Linked DNA regions of Mus musculus: region 2 is linked to region 1. The links are chromatin loops, found by intact Hi-C in ENCODE. Cell type or tissue: heart. All regions are shown on one strand. Links, peaks and the distances in the headings refer to the core of each region. The heading gives the core; the rest is flanking DNA.

What was found. A loop is a pair of places that touch in the nucleus more often than their neighbours do. Peaks named below come from ENCODE experiments on the same cell type or tissue, not always from the same donor. Only the 100,000 strongest peaks of a DNase experiment are listed, where the experiment ranks them.
Region 2: a loop joins it to region 1, with 6 times the contacts of the local background. A loop is called at or near these places in 6 of 42 quality-filtered maps.

What each region holds. Positions count from the first base shown.
Region 1 is chr12:7,975,581-7,983,421 of GRCm38, reverse strand. It overlaps Apob (apolipoprotein B), which reads right to left and starts at 5,745. Exons shown (of 29, transcript NM_009693.2): 1 at 5,562-5,745; 2 at 5,171-5,209; 3 at 4,054-4,169; 4 at 2,777-2,922; 5 at 240-393. The coding sequence starts at 5,643. In heart, for the core only: a CTCF peak has its summit at 4,679 (motif pointing right); no DNase peak of the experiment used is centred there; H3K4me3 peaks cover 292 bases.
Region 2 is chr12:7,901,523-7,908,404 of GRCm38, reverse strand. No RefSeq gene overlaps it. Among named protein-coding and RNA genes, the nearest start is that of Apob, 73 kb to the left of the region's middle. In heart, for the core only: a CTCF peak has its summit at 2,875 (motif pointing left); no DNase peak of the experiment used is centred there.

The DNA of each region.
Region 1 (7,841 bases), core at 1,556-6,555:
AGTCGCAGGAAAAGGTTTAAAATTAGACCCAACCCCATCAAAATGTTAAAGGATGTCTATCAGTAAGCTCGGGGACATGGGGAACTATGACCCCTGATACTCATACCAATCTAGGGTTCCCCATGTAACTTCTATATATCTCATCAACAGGCAGTGTATTTTATCTAAGCTGAGGCTGGCCTCTGACATGTGAAGAGGACTTTGAAAAGTCCACTATCATCAACGTCTAAGATTCTCACCAGGAACAACTCTTGTTGGTCCTCTTCTGTCTCTGGGGGAACCAGAAGAGCAGAGATGATGCCCCTCTTGATGTTCAGGATATATTTAGGTTCATCCTTGTCAGGGTAAAGAACAATTTGTTTCCCTTCAGGAATGGCCAGCTTGAGTTCGTACCTGCCCAGGAGAAAGGAGTCACATGTTCACAGAAAAGCCATCCTTCCACTGAGAGCCCACAGAGGGAGCTGGGGACGTGGGAAGCTCCTCTGTGGTTCTTCTTTCGATGGATTTTCTTTATACACATGTTTCCATTCCCATACATTCCCCCAAAGTCTTCAGATAATGGTAAGTTTTTCTTTCTTTTTTCTTGCCTTTTAAATTTTTTGTCTGGGCTCATCCCCCACCCCATCCCTGCTCCCCATGTCTTCCTCCAGTCTCCCTGTTTCTGTGGGCATCACTGTGTGTCCTTCAATATCAGCTCCTGTTCATATGACTCCATACAGACTCGGGAGGATGACAACCCAGAGATCTTGCCATGTTTTACAGGGAGGACACTGCACTATGTGTGCTTTCTTCATCTGGATTGTGATTTTCTTATTTAATATATTCCAGAAACATCTGAATCACTTGGTGTAGCTCCACTCGAGTCTTTACTAAACTTTACACAGCATCATGTTCTTTGTTTATATATGGTTCCTTAAACAATGCAGCATTTAATCACAGGGCCCCCAATGGAGGAGCTAGAGAAATTACCCAAGGAGCTAAAGGGATCTGCAACCCTATAGGTGGAACAACAATATGAACTAACCAGTACCCCGAAGCTCGTGTCTCTAGCTGCATATGTATCAAAAGATGGCCTAGTCGGCCATCACTGGAAAGAGAGGCCCATTGGACATGCAAACTTTATATGTTCCAGTACAGGGGAATGCCAGGGCCAAAAAGTGGGAGTGGGTGGGTAGGGGAGTGGGTGGAAGGGTATGGGGGACTTTTAGGATAGCATTGGAAATGTAAATGAGGAAAATACCTAATTAAAAAAAATAAAACAAAACAAAAACAACAACAACAAAAAACAATGCACCATTTGAGAGCATTGTCATCCTCTCTTCCTGGGTTTATTTTGTGGTCACCCAGATGATATTGAAAGAATCATCCACATACACATCTATTTTCACACATGACTGTTTTTATGTAGATGGGACAGAGTTCTAGAGATGAGAATTGTTATGTCAAAGTACAAATATTATCAACTGGATATATAAATATCAGTATTGCCCTGTGGCTTTAATTTCTACCACTAGTGTATGAAAATATACTATTCTTCCCTCTAGCAATGAGTACTGTCTCAACTTCTGCAGCTTAATGGGTGTGGAGTGAGAAATTCTCTCCTAATACATTATTTGCATTTCTCCACTTCCAGTGAATCTGAGTTTCTCTTCATACAGTTGTCAGATGTTCACTTTTTAATCCACTCTCAGGCCAAGATGGAAGTTCAGGTTAACTATGATCTTAGGTGGGTGCTGCCTTTCTCTTGGGGATTGCTTGAGCTGTCAAGGCTCTGAAGTTCACAGGGGAAGAGAACCAGGTCCATCTCCCATAGCTCTGAACCTCTCAGAATATTCTAGACACAGCAGCACAAGCCTGGCAAGTCCTTGTGGTCAGGAGGAGGAGTCTCTTGTGTTTATAGCTGAGAAAGGACCATAGAATAGCAGCCACTCTCTCCTGCCGCCGCAGCTTTCCCCTCTCATCTAAGTCTCTAATAAAGTAATATGTTCTGACAGAAGACAGGAACATTTTTTTTGTTGCCTATTTCTCAGGGAAAGGACTAGGTTTTGACATTTAGCAAATCTAAAAATAGGCAAAGGAAAGTATCCCCCTACTACCACGTTAACATCCCTGCATCTACCTGTATTCCATTCACGTAAGGCTTCCTAAACTAAGTGGTGTAAGGCAAGGGTGGTGTTGAAAATACTTATTGTCCTGCACTGTCACTGTTGTGTTGGGAGAGATGCCAGCTATAAATGACAACACTGGTCTTCAGTGCACAGTGGCTGCATAGCAGTCATGGGTAGGAGACTGCTAAGGTACTGCTGGCCCTTTGTCCTGTGTTGAACGGATGCCACACTCTCAAACATATAGGGGTCCACACAGCCTTATGATCTCAGAGTAGCAACTGCTGCCTGATCCACCTGAAGGCCCCCAGGCATCCCCTCGTTTGATTCTATAAACAAGATCTCGCTTGTTTAAACAAACCATCTCAGCTTTATAGCCTTAAAAGTGCTTCAACCATGAGATCTGTTAGAAGAACAATTTAAATGATAATCAAGGGAGCTTAAGTAGAGGAGAGTCGATAATACTTCCCTGTTTTAGATAGATGTGAAAACTTCACAGCATCCTGATCTGTGGTAAGCACTGAATACAAATGTCAGCACTCAAAGGCATGCCTGACATGAGCGCACACACTAGTATCCCCTCGGACCCATGCATATGCGCATGTACCACGGTCAACTCATGTAGTGTTCACAAAGCTCAGATACTTAAAAGACATAATCCCACACCTTACCTGGACATGGCAGCTGCAAACTCTTCAGAGTTCTTGGTTTTCTTCATCAAGGCCTTGCCCTCAGGGTTGAAGCCATACACCTCTTTAAGGGTACACTGGTTGGTCCTCATGATGAAACCACAGATTTGGGGGACCTCCAGCTCTACCTGAGAACAGAAAGTAATAATACATTGATGTTCTCCATCTAGAATAGGACATATTTCTGCAGCCCAGTCTCCAATCAGGACATGGAGGGGAAAGTATTTGGGTTATGGTCAGAGAGTCACCAGAACCACATGTTCTAAACACATCTCACGGATCCCTTGTCTTGGCTTAGCTTTCTTCTTCCTATGTTAAGATGTTTATGTTTGCATCTGCTATGCACGGAAGGGAGAATGTCCTTGTGTTGGTTTTTAATGTACTCACTTTACATGTAAAGAGTTTGGGGTGATTGCTTAGCAGAAATGCAGAATGGAGCGAGACTTAAGAAAAGTAAATGAAGCAAACAAAAATAAATAGCAAGCAGGAAAAGCGAATGCTTTCCTGACATCGTTTCCCCAAACCATAGCTATGAGCCTGATGAGAGCTTCCTATGTGGGCAGAATTGAAAGGGACCCTTGGTTGTTTTCTGGAACCATTTCAGAACACTCCAGTGAGATGGAGAAGCTCGTGTTTGTGCTGTCTGACCTAATGCGGCAGCATGAGCCACAGGTGTGTGTTGGCTACATTGAAATATGGCCAGTGAGAATAAAAGTTGCATTTATTCAACTTAAATGGCCACAGGTAGCCAATGCCCATTGCGTTTAACTCTACAGACCAGCACTATGGTCCACGAGGGAAGAGGATAACTTAGCAAATGGATTTCTCTTCCCACACAGACCTCAATAGCAGCTCTTGGCTATGCTTTATGAGAACAGACAGGTGTCTAACAAGTCTCCTGAGAAGCAGCCTATCGTTTGAACAAACCAGGTATTTAAATGTTTCTCCATTTTATGCTTGACACCATAAATGTTGCATGCCCAGCGTTCTCCTGCAAAGACCACCTTCTTTTCTGTACTCACTGGATCTCTCTCATGGTCAGATCTACATGCCAATCCTGCTGGCTTCCTAGACCATGCCCCCCAATTACACTTTGGAAGCTAATGGGAGGAAAACTTGGCTGGAAATTTGGAAGTCTTCATTCAAGTGGGGTATCGTCAGTTGAGGTGCTGGGAAGTGCTAGAAGGTTCTATGAGGGGCTCCTGGTGGAACAAGGCTAGGCTTCAGCTGCAGGTTTCTCCAGCCCTTGTCCTCCGTACCTTACAGTTGATCTTGGTGGCGCTTCTGGAGTCAGCTGTGCCCTGGACACCGCTGGAACTTTCAGCTTCATAGTTGTACACGTACTTTCGGAGGTGCTTGAATCGAGTTGCATCTTCTAAAGTGAAGAGGAAATAAGTCAGCCCTGGAGATGAAACAACTCTCTAAAGGCAGCCGCTGCCAGGCAGATTGGGACCGTGGCACAGGCGATAAAGGTCACTGAGCACGAGTTAGTTGTGCTTGACTTTGTACTACACACCATTGGTCTCTATAGACTTAACATCGCCACCATCTTGGCTGAGAATGGTGTTTAATCATTTGGGATTCCACGAAAGGGAGGGCCAAGCATCGATTAAATGGAACTGCAGAAATCCATGTGATGAGCCTTTGAAATTTTAAGTTATCAAAGGGACAGGGCTAAGTGTTTTCTCAGTTTGAAAATGCTATCGTGACTAGAACCTATGAAGTACCGGACACAAAGTTAGCTGTTAAGGCTGTCTGGTTGACTTCTAGAAACCCCCTCCATAAAAAGAAACTTCTGGCAGATTCCACTGTCCATGACAGGAATTTTTTGATTGTGAGAAAAATAACTGGTTAGGAACCCGGATGTAGTACTGCCATATGGCCACCAGATGGAGATGCTGCCCCATCAGAGGAGAGGCCAATCCTAGCGCTCTGCGGAGGAAGCTGGGTATTGCGGCAAAGCCTGATCCTCTGACCCCTAGGGTAGAGTAAATAGGAAGGGGTGGAGGGGTCTGGTGTTCTGCACAAAGGTTAAAGTCGGCATTTCTTCATCCTCACATACTCTGAATCAGTGATTAGTCATCGATAAACAGCACAGCAATGTCTCTCTACAGTGCCCACAGTCTCATCGCTACCCCACTTCAGAACCAAGTCTTGGTACAGACAAGAAAGGCAATACACAAAGAGCAGAGATCCTTTGTTGGAGGAGTCTGGGTGCACAGAGACTCAAAGTCTTCACTTGCAGGGGTCTGAGCAGTGCTTCCTAATCCGAGCAAGCAAACGGGTTCTACGTGGGAGGAACGGGGGCACAGGAGGGTGGATGGAGAGGAGCGTCAGGGTGAGAAGTACCAAGGCGGCCAGTGAAAAATGCCTTACTTGGACAGCTGAAGCTTAAGTTTTCCAGGACTTCATCTTCTGTAAGAGAAAAGGAGAACCTTGGCTTTCTTGTGTTTTCCAGTGGGTTCCATGGCCTGACAGGAGGGAGCCCTCACAACCTAAATTATCTTAGAGCTATCCAGAGCCTTCTTTCTAACTCCCCTGTACAGTGCCCTCACCCGGAACCCAGGAGCCTGCTAGATCTTGTTTTTTTCATCACCCCCCGCCCCCTCCCTAGGACCCTGCGGCTGCCTTCCCTCTCACCTAGCCCAAGCTACCTAATAGCCAGCCTGCCACCAGTTTCTACCCCAGGATGTAACTGGTGGTCTGTAGCACAGCCCAGCGCTCTGTCCCCACGCTGGCTTTCTCCCAGGCTTCCACCCTAACTCACGAGCCCAGACGCTGGTGTCCAAGAACAGTAGCAGGAACAGCAGCAGTAACGGCGTCCGCAGGGCAGGCTTTCGTGGGCCCATGGCGGATGGATGGTGGGGTGGCTTCCTGGCTGTGGCCTGGCCACGGGCCTAGCCCCTGCTGCTTGCTCTACAGGGTCTTCGGAGGCGGAGCTCAGGCAGGTACTTGATCCACTGCAGGCACTGATGAGACTGCCTGGCCCTTTGAAAAGTGCTCCATTTATAGGAGGAGCTGGCTTAAGGAGAATTGCCAAAGGTCCAAAGGGCACGGCCCGGGCCTGTTTGCTTTTCCATACAAGCGCATTTCTAGGTGGATAAGACTGGATCTGATGGTGGTCTCACTGCTGGTTCAAACGCCGCCACCTGGGGCTCCCCCCACCCCCGAACTTGTGTTTCTTTCCTCAGGGGGTCGCAGGTCGATAGTGGACTTATTATCCCGTCAGCATGCCCTGACTTTCTCCAGGAGACCACCAACCATAGGGATGATGTCATACCCTGTACCCCGCTCCTGCTCTGACTCCGGAGCCCTTTGGAAAAATGTTCTTTACGCACTGGTGGGGGCTTCTTCCTAAGCTCCTTCCCATTTTGGTGGACTTTGGTTTTGAATAAACAATCCTGTCCTAACTAATTTAGCAAGGTGGGAAGAGAAAGGGGGAAGTCTGGTGTGTGCTTGGGTTTGGTGTCCAAGTCTCACAGAAAACTAGTGAAGAGGGGGGCCCAGAGATGATCAGCTCCCGGGGTCCACTGTGGGCAGCGCCAGTCATGGAAGAAAGCTGGTGGGGTGGAATTGTGATGGTCTGGAAGGCGAATGTCTGTGATGGGCTGTGTGGTCTTAGCACCTCCAGTCTAGTGGCGAGGCAATCTGCCCCACAGACAGGGAGCTTTGGGTGAGCAGGGCATGGCGAACATCACTCTGTATGGGTGTTTGGAGCCAGAGGAGTGGAAATGGGTCGTAGCCTAGGGACAAAAGTCGTTAGAGTATGTCAGGTGTGTGTGTGTGTGTGTGTGTGTGTGTGTGTGCGTGTATATATAGGTTCATGGGCATGCACGCATAGAAATGCATGAACCTGTGTACATGCATACAGAGGCCATAAGCCAACTTTGAGTGTTTTTTTTTTTTTTTTTTTTTTTTAAAGATTTATTTATTATATGTGAACACAATGTAGCTGTCTTCAGACACACCAGAAGAGGGCATCAGATCTTATTATAGATGGTTGTGAGCCACCATGTGGTTGCTGGGATTTGAACTCAGGACCTTCGGAAGAGTAGTCAGTGCTCTTAACCACTGAGCCATCTCTCCAGCCCTTGAGTGATTTTCAAAATCACTCTTTACCTTAGCTTTTGAGGCACTGATCCTGGAACTCGCTAACTAGCTTGACTTGACCAGCTGCAGCAAGCTCCAAGGACTGTGTGTCCAAGTCCTCAGCCCTGGGGCTCCAAGAGTATGCTGTGTCTGTCTTTATCCAGTGAGCGCTGTACTCAGGTCCTCTTGGTCATAGGGCAAGCACTTTCTGTCCAGGACCTACAGTGTGGCACTTCTGCTTGATTCATGTGGCAAGCTTCTTTTGGAATCGTTCAAATGTTCTGATGAGTCTCCCCGATGCTTCTAGAGCATCGGCTATGGACCCATAGAGCAGCAGACACAGCCTCCCTTGAGCAAACACACCCTCCCATTTTCTCAGAAGAGACTCATCATCACATTTAGTCACTCTCTGTGCCTGACTCTTCATATCTGTCCTCACTGAGATGGTGACTGTAGCTACAAATTCCCCATGGGCAGCTAAACTCCCTTTAGTGGTTTGCTGCTTTGGGTTGTGCATGCCCATGTCCAAAGGTGGTCATTTTAGGGGTCTCACCTGAAGGCTAGCCAAGACCCACAGCACTAAAGGACGGGTAAAGTTATTACTCGGAAGCCTCTTTTCTCTGAGCACGGAACTAACACTGTTAGTGTTTGGAAATGGTTCTGCTTCCCCGCTTTGCTCCAGGGGAACTGGGCGAGAAGAGAAACAGAAATGAGAAGGGGAAGGATTACAGTAAATGAACAAAGTCCAGACTCTCTCTGTTGCTGACAGAGGAAGCCCATGACCTATTGTTAGCATCATTGGGGGATGTCATTTCTACGACTTGGGTATGAAGTATGGATTCAATAACCTGGATGCAGAGAAGATGCTGAGATACTCGGATGCTCAGAACCATCTCTACAGCAAAAAGCTCAAGCCTCTGAAGTCTTGAGTTCAGCTAATTTTTCTTCTCTTGGTGGC
Region 2 (6,882 bases), core at 842-5,841, 74 kb after region 1:
TGTATCTACATAAGATCTAGGATCCATAAATGAGAGATACCATACAATACTTCCCTTGCTGCATCTGTTTATGTTGGTTTACCTGATGATCTGATGATCTCTAGTTACATCTACTTTCATGCAAATGGAATAATTCTTTATGATTGAATAAAGCTTTATTGTGTAGATATACCACAATTTCTTTATCTAGTCTTCTGTTGAAGGGCAGCCACACTGACACCATAACTTGACTAGTGTGAACAGTAGGAGTATATGTGCACTCACAGTGAAGGCCTTGGCATGTTTAGGCAAGTTAAATGTTTAAGAACAGAGGAAATATATCACATGCAATGCATATAGAGAACGTCTAGCTAAAAATATTGAAAGTAAACATTTGGCCTATAGAGAAATAAGCATCTGGTTTGGGGGTATCTCAGTAAGAAGACACTAGCCCAGGATATGAAAGGCCCTGAGTTTCATTGCCAGCATCCTAGCAACACACACACATACACACACACACACACACACACACACACACACACACACACACACACACAGAGGATAGAGAGTCAGAGAAAGAGAGACAGAGACAGAGACAGAGAGAGGATGGTGGTAATCAGAAAAAAACCAGAGAACTGGTTAAATATAATGAAGGCCAGTGATGTGATTCTAACTCATAGGCAGAGTATTTTATTGACATATGCAATGTAGCCATGACTTCCATCCTTGGTACTGGGGGAGAAAGTCAGTAAGCTTAATAAATTGGGACCATAGTTCTTGACAGTTGTGGATAAAATGTATAAAATCATTTCCAGGGTGTAAGGTTGCAAAAGTTGTTTTGTATCAATAATACTAAAATTCCCACATTCTTGCCAGATGCTTATATGTATATTTTTGGCGACTCACTGGACTTCAAATTTTATATTTGATCCAATTTACCTTGACATTTTTAGAGGACACAGAGAACATCATGAAAGTAGCTGTTCTGCTTTGTAATCAGGAAGGGGTCTGAAGTATATTGGAGATGCTTCCTGCCTTTGTACATATGCTACCTTTGCCTGGTTAATTCAAGGACTTCATTTTAAACTTTTGTATGCCATCGCAATAGGGCCACATAGTAATATCTACTTTTGTACTTCTGTAATCCGTAGTGCAAATGAGCCAGCAGTATGTATTATTTATTACAATTCAATTTCCAACTTCTAAAAGGATTCTTCTTTAAAAAGATCACAATGACTTTCCTAGGAAATTAATTTAATTTTTAAAAATGTTTACTTGTATTTTGTCTTATTTCCCTACAGCTCAAAATCATAGCTATTCTAGGAAATATTAACTGCTCTTTAATTTCCACTTGGCAAGCTCACAAGGACACTTCCTGTATATTTTTACAAAGAGGCTGGCCTGCTGCCTATGTGTGCAGCCTTTATGGAGAGATGACCATTTTTTTTTGTCCTATTGGTGAGATAGAAATAGATCTAAATGACATTTAAGATTGTTTCTTAACCGTCAGGCAGGATGTTTGAAGAGGCCTTGCTTATAAAACGAACCAAATGACAGAGAAACTTCAGTTAGGAATCAGAAGGAAAGAGAAGAAAATCTGAAACAGTAGAATTCGGGGATGTGAGAGTGACCCCAGTGGAGGAAGAAGTGGGTTGGAAAGCAAGATGTCTTGGTCTCTTGCACCTGCTCAGGGAATCCTGTTCCAGCTCTACACAGCCTGATATCTCAAGTGGCTCCTGGAAAACCAGTGAGACAGAACAAAGGACCCACGTCCAGGGTGATGGCTGATTTGCTTCCTCAGTCTTCACGGAAAATCTCCTCTCCCCTACAGAGTCACGGGCAAGCAAATTAAATTCAGCAGGACAGTGTAATCAATCTCCCATGGATTACGCAACCGCACCGTTATTGGCCGAAAATTGTATTTAAGTTTTATACTAAACAATAAAATTAGATTTGCACACGGATGCTGGTCTCTGGGGTCTTAAGTCTCTGCTTCCCCCCTTAAGCCCCCAGTTCTTTTCACGATTCCGACAGGAGAAGAACATAAAAGTGTGTGCATAAATTTGAGAATATGTTTGGGTCTCAAGAAGTAAATTCAGATGCCAACCCACTGGATTTGGCTGGCCATGGATGCTGTGAGACTTTCGGGATAAGGAGAAAGGCAAGAGGTCATGCTTCCAAGTCCACGGGGGTTAGAAATAATTCAGGAATTTTCTTTGAGAATTTAGAGTAGAAAATGATAGGGTAGGAGTTGAAGAGAAAGGGGTGAAGCTGGCTTTATCCACCCGGAAGAGGGCACATTCACTCACTGTTGGATGAGGAAGAGTTGTGTGAACAGGAAATGGAGCAGAGCTGTGATGGACGGGTGGACCTTAGCGAATGGCTAGTGCAGGAGCTCACAGGGCACAGTGGAGAAGAGGACCTGAGTATTCGGGCCAAGTCTGTCCAGGAGGAAGGCACTCCGAATCAGAACAGAATAGAATAGAATGAATTGGAAGCAATGCTGTCTTTCCATGTACTTATTCTTTGGTTGAGATACTAAACTGTGTCTATTAAATATTATAGCTACACTCTGCTGACTAGTCCCTAACCCATTGCTTACAGTTTGAATGATTTCTTTAAGAGCCATTGACATGAGAGGGGGGAGTTTGGGCACAGGAGAGGGGTATGCCAGAACAAAGGAAGAGACAATGTGTTGGCTTCAGAGATTCTCTTCTTTCTAAACTGTACCAAGAAACACACTGCCACAGGTATTGGATTGTCCACGCTCCCCCGAGTTTGAAAAGGAAATGATGAAATTTAACTACACCATAAGTAGAAGAAACATCTCCCTTTAAGAATTTGCAGGGTGACTCTGACACTTCCAGTAAAACAGTCACTAGCAAAGTCAGTGCTGCCTTCTGGTGGCAAGACAAAAAAGTGTCTAATTTGCCCCAGTGTAGGGGAATGCAGTGTCAGGGAAGCTGGAGTGGGTGGGTTGGTGAGCAGGGGGAGGGGGGTGGGTAAGGGGGTTTTCAGAGGGGAAACCAGGAAAGGAGATAACATTTGAAATGTAAATAAAGAAAATATCTAATATAAATAAAGAAAGAAAGAAAAGAAAAAGAAAAGGCACATAGAATGCATCTTGATCATATCCACCTCCTCTCCTCTCACTGCTTCAGCTCTCCTAGGGCTCCCCTAGGATCGCTCCCTCCCAGCTTCATCAGGTTCTTTTATTTTAAACAAATGTTATTGAATCCAATTAATATTGCCTGTATACCCACACACTGGGGCATAGCAATCTACCAATAGGTACATATTCCTGCAAAAATGTTACTCTCCTTCTTGATCCTCAGTTAGGGGCAAGACATCTGAGACCCCTTCTCTATCCACGCTGGATTTTAGTTGGCTTGATCGTGTACAAACAACCACAGCTTCGGTAAGTCCCGGCATGCCACAGCTGTGTTGCTCAAAAGACAGTATTTCAAACAATTCCTCCTCATCCTCTCTTATATTTTTTCTGCCCCCTCTTCTATGATGGCTAAATACAAAAGACTTTCTTATTATTGCTCTTGATTCTTTGAGAATTTTATACAAGGTATTTTGTTCATATCCAACTCCTGTCCCCTTAACCACCCAGCTTTGTGTTCTCATTTAGTGAGAAAAAACAAACATGAAGTCCTGTTTCTGTTGTTGGTATAATTCTGGTGGGTGAGCATCCATGGGAGTGTGGTTGACCTATGAGGGACCACACACTTAAATAAAATTGACTCCACCTCTCCCAACAGCTATCAGTTACCAGTAGATCTCCATCTAAGGGTTTGAATTGGTACCTACCTCTTTCATGGAATTTTGTCTGTCTTGAAGTTGTCCGGCTTCTGTGTAACAACTGCTGTCAATTCATATGAGCACAGACACTACTGTGCCCAAAAAGCACCATTTCTTTGTAGTCAACAACTGTCTCTGGCTCTCTCAGTCTTTCTGCTTACTTTGAAAACCAGACATCAGTGAATTTAGTTAGGTCTAACATTCTAGAAAGTGGGCAGAAGACACATATAACCGTAGGCTGTTGAAACATGAGAGGGAGAGGAAATGCATTTGTAGCTGTGACCAAAGTATGTAACATGTTGGATGTGGAACAGTTAGATGAAATATTAAGCTGGGCAACAAGAAAAGAAAATTAATGTTTCAATGGTGGGCTCTGAGAAGAGCTGTGTTGGCTGTTTCTCATTGGTTACTGAGATGAAGGAACTTACCTACTACCAAAAATTTGTGTGCTAAGAAAATCATTGCCCCTGAGAAGAATGTGGGTAACAGCAGTCAGATGCTCTGTGTTATAGTCTCAGTTAAGGTTTATATTTATTTTTATGTTTATAAAACATAACCTTGGAGAAAATGGAGGAAAAGAGAGAGGAGACAACCTGCAAACCCAAGGAACACCTGTGGTCGCCAGCACGCTGCCCATCCACTGTCATAGCTCCTTCCCTGCTCTGTGCCTTGGTAGACCAGAACTCTCAGAACTCCAAATACAACCTATGCATGCGTACATTTGCCTCTTCAATCACTCATTTGGATTCACTGAGGATAGACAATGTGTTTGGCATTGTTTCCATAAATCGTGTTGGAGAAACAAACATAAATTAATAACAATAATCATGTCCCTACTTGTTATCACAGGTGAGAGACACTGTTAAGGTAAGAAGGCATGATTGAATTTAGTGATCCTTAAATTCTCATATCTCTAATGATTGATGGATGGGTCACCCAGATACTTGGACCTTTTTTTTTTAAGTACTAAAATTAGACTACTTGCCTTGAAAAATAAATTTTTACTTAGACACTAGCTTACCCATTTTCTTAATTCCTAAAAAGCTTAAAAAAATTAACAAATTGCATGTTTTACCCTTTATACAAGTGCCTTATTTAATAGATATATGCAGAAATATACTATTATTTTCCATATGCTTTCCCCAAGACTTTTTATTTCAGTGATTATATGACATCACACACTATAGTTCATTCATCTGCAACATATAGTTAGCAATTTTTTTAACAGGTAGACAGTGGCAACAATCAGATCTTGGGTATAATAAGTTTATACACCTTATTTTGTAGTGTTCATTTGTACACAATCACTAAGTTGGGGTATATATGCTATATAAAATCAGGTACTCCTTCTCTTAAATCATTTGCCTACATTCTTGGGTTTTCTATACCAGAGCTATCCCTCAGGCATATTGTATTGGCTCGAAAAGTCATCAAAGAGATGGATGACCACAGTATTCTTACTTTTTCTAGGGTTTCCAGAGAAAACAAGAATTCTCAGTTAAATTTGTATCTCAGGAAGACAGCTCACAGTGTTTTAATAGTGTATTTATACTAAATTATCGTCTGCTTATCTGACATTCAACTTTAATTACATCCCATATTTTTACTTGCTAAATCTGGTAACTCTCCCCTGGCTTGGCTTTCAGCATGTCTATTAACAATTCAGTGTGTGCCAGCGTATAGTGTTGCTAATGCTGTGTTTGCCTCTCACAGAATACAAACAATATAGGATAAGTCACAAGAATTTTTGCTGATGCAAATATTTTGAATATCTGTCTATTGGGTATTTGAGGGAAATTTACACTCTGGGAATATGAACAATAATACACAGGAATGGCAGAAACATATTCTGGTTTTGTGAACTGTGAATGGGACAACAAGGGAAGGAAAGGAGAACATGAAACCTGTCCAAGTGTTTCTGGCTTGCAGTTGCCTTGGGCCCTTAGATAGACTATTATCATTAAAGAGTACACACAAAATGCTAGAATCTAGGGACTGAGCCCTTTAAAATGATTCTGATTGCCCTTGGGTCTGGCACTTTACCCAGACTCAGAAGTCTTTTTTTGGCAGAGACAGCCTTTATAGTGACATTTGAAGTGGGATGCATTGCTCACAAGATCTTCCCAGAGACTCTCTCCATCAGATTTCAGTAAGGAAAGTATGATAAAGTAGAGGATCTACTGGTGACAGGATGCGCAAGGCACATGTAGTATTTATGACAAAGTGAAAGACATTGGTTTTAGATTTTTAGAATTTATTAGCTTTGTCTAAAAGGAAATTTGCTAAATACATTTTTCAGGAAACAAAAAACGTTTAAGATGAAAACAATAAAAATTCCACTGAAGAAGATAAGAACAAACTATTGATCAAATTCAAAGAAATGGGAAAAAAAAAAAAAAAGGCAACGATAGCCAAGGGGAAGAAACGTGAAATGGAAAACAGAGAGATTAACCAAAAGATAGTAACAAAAACTTGTCAATAAGAAAGGAAATGATAAAAGCAAAATACAGAATAAAGCTGGAAACAGTCACACACACATTAGAATAACGGAATTATGAAAACTATGCCGATAAAATAAAAACCTAGAGAAATGTATAAATCGATAGCAGTTATTCTTTTCACTAAACATTCACTGTGACTTCTGGGTTTCTATCATGAATAGTCACAGCAGGCTGAGTCTTTCTTCTTGATCAACCATTGGGCAAAAAGAGACCCAGAGTGATACCCTTTCCGCCATAGCAGTGTGACACACCCCTATAAGCTATGCCAGATTTTTACAAACTTGCCAGTCCACCCTATGCCACCCCCTGAGTCACGAGGCTGAAGGATGCCCATTTGGAGTTCAAACTGCTCAGGGCTGGGTATTTGCAACCTTCACTGTGTATCCATCCAGTGAGCGAGATCCTCCCTCGTGCAGCTTGTCAGCCATCTTCTTTGCACGTGGCCTCTGGCTCAGCAACTGGGCATCCTCAGGTCACAAAAGGCACGAGCAAGCCCAGAGCTCGCTGACATTTTGGCCCCTGGCGGTGTTCACAAAAGAGGGGCCTGGCCTGCACTGCGGTTGTTGGTAAGTTTAGTCTCTACTCATGGTCAGCC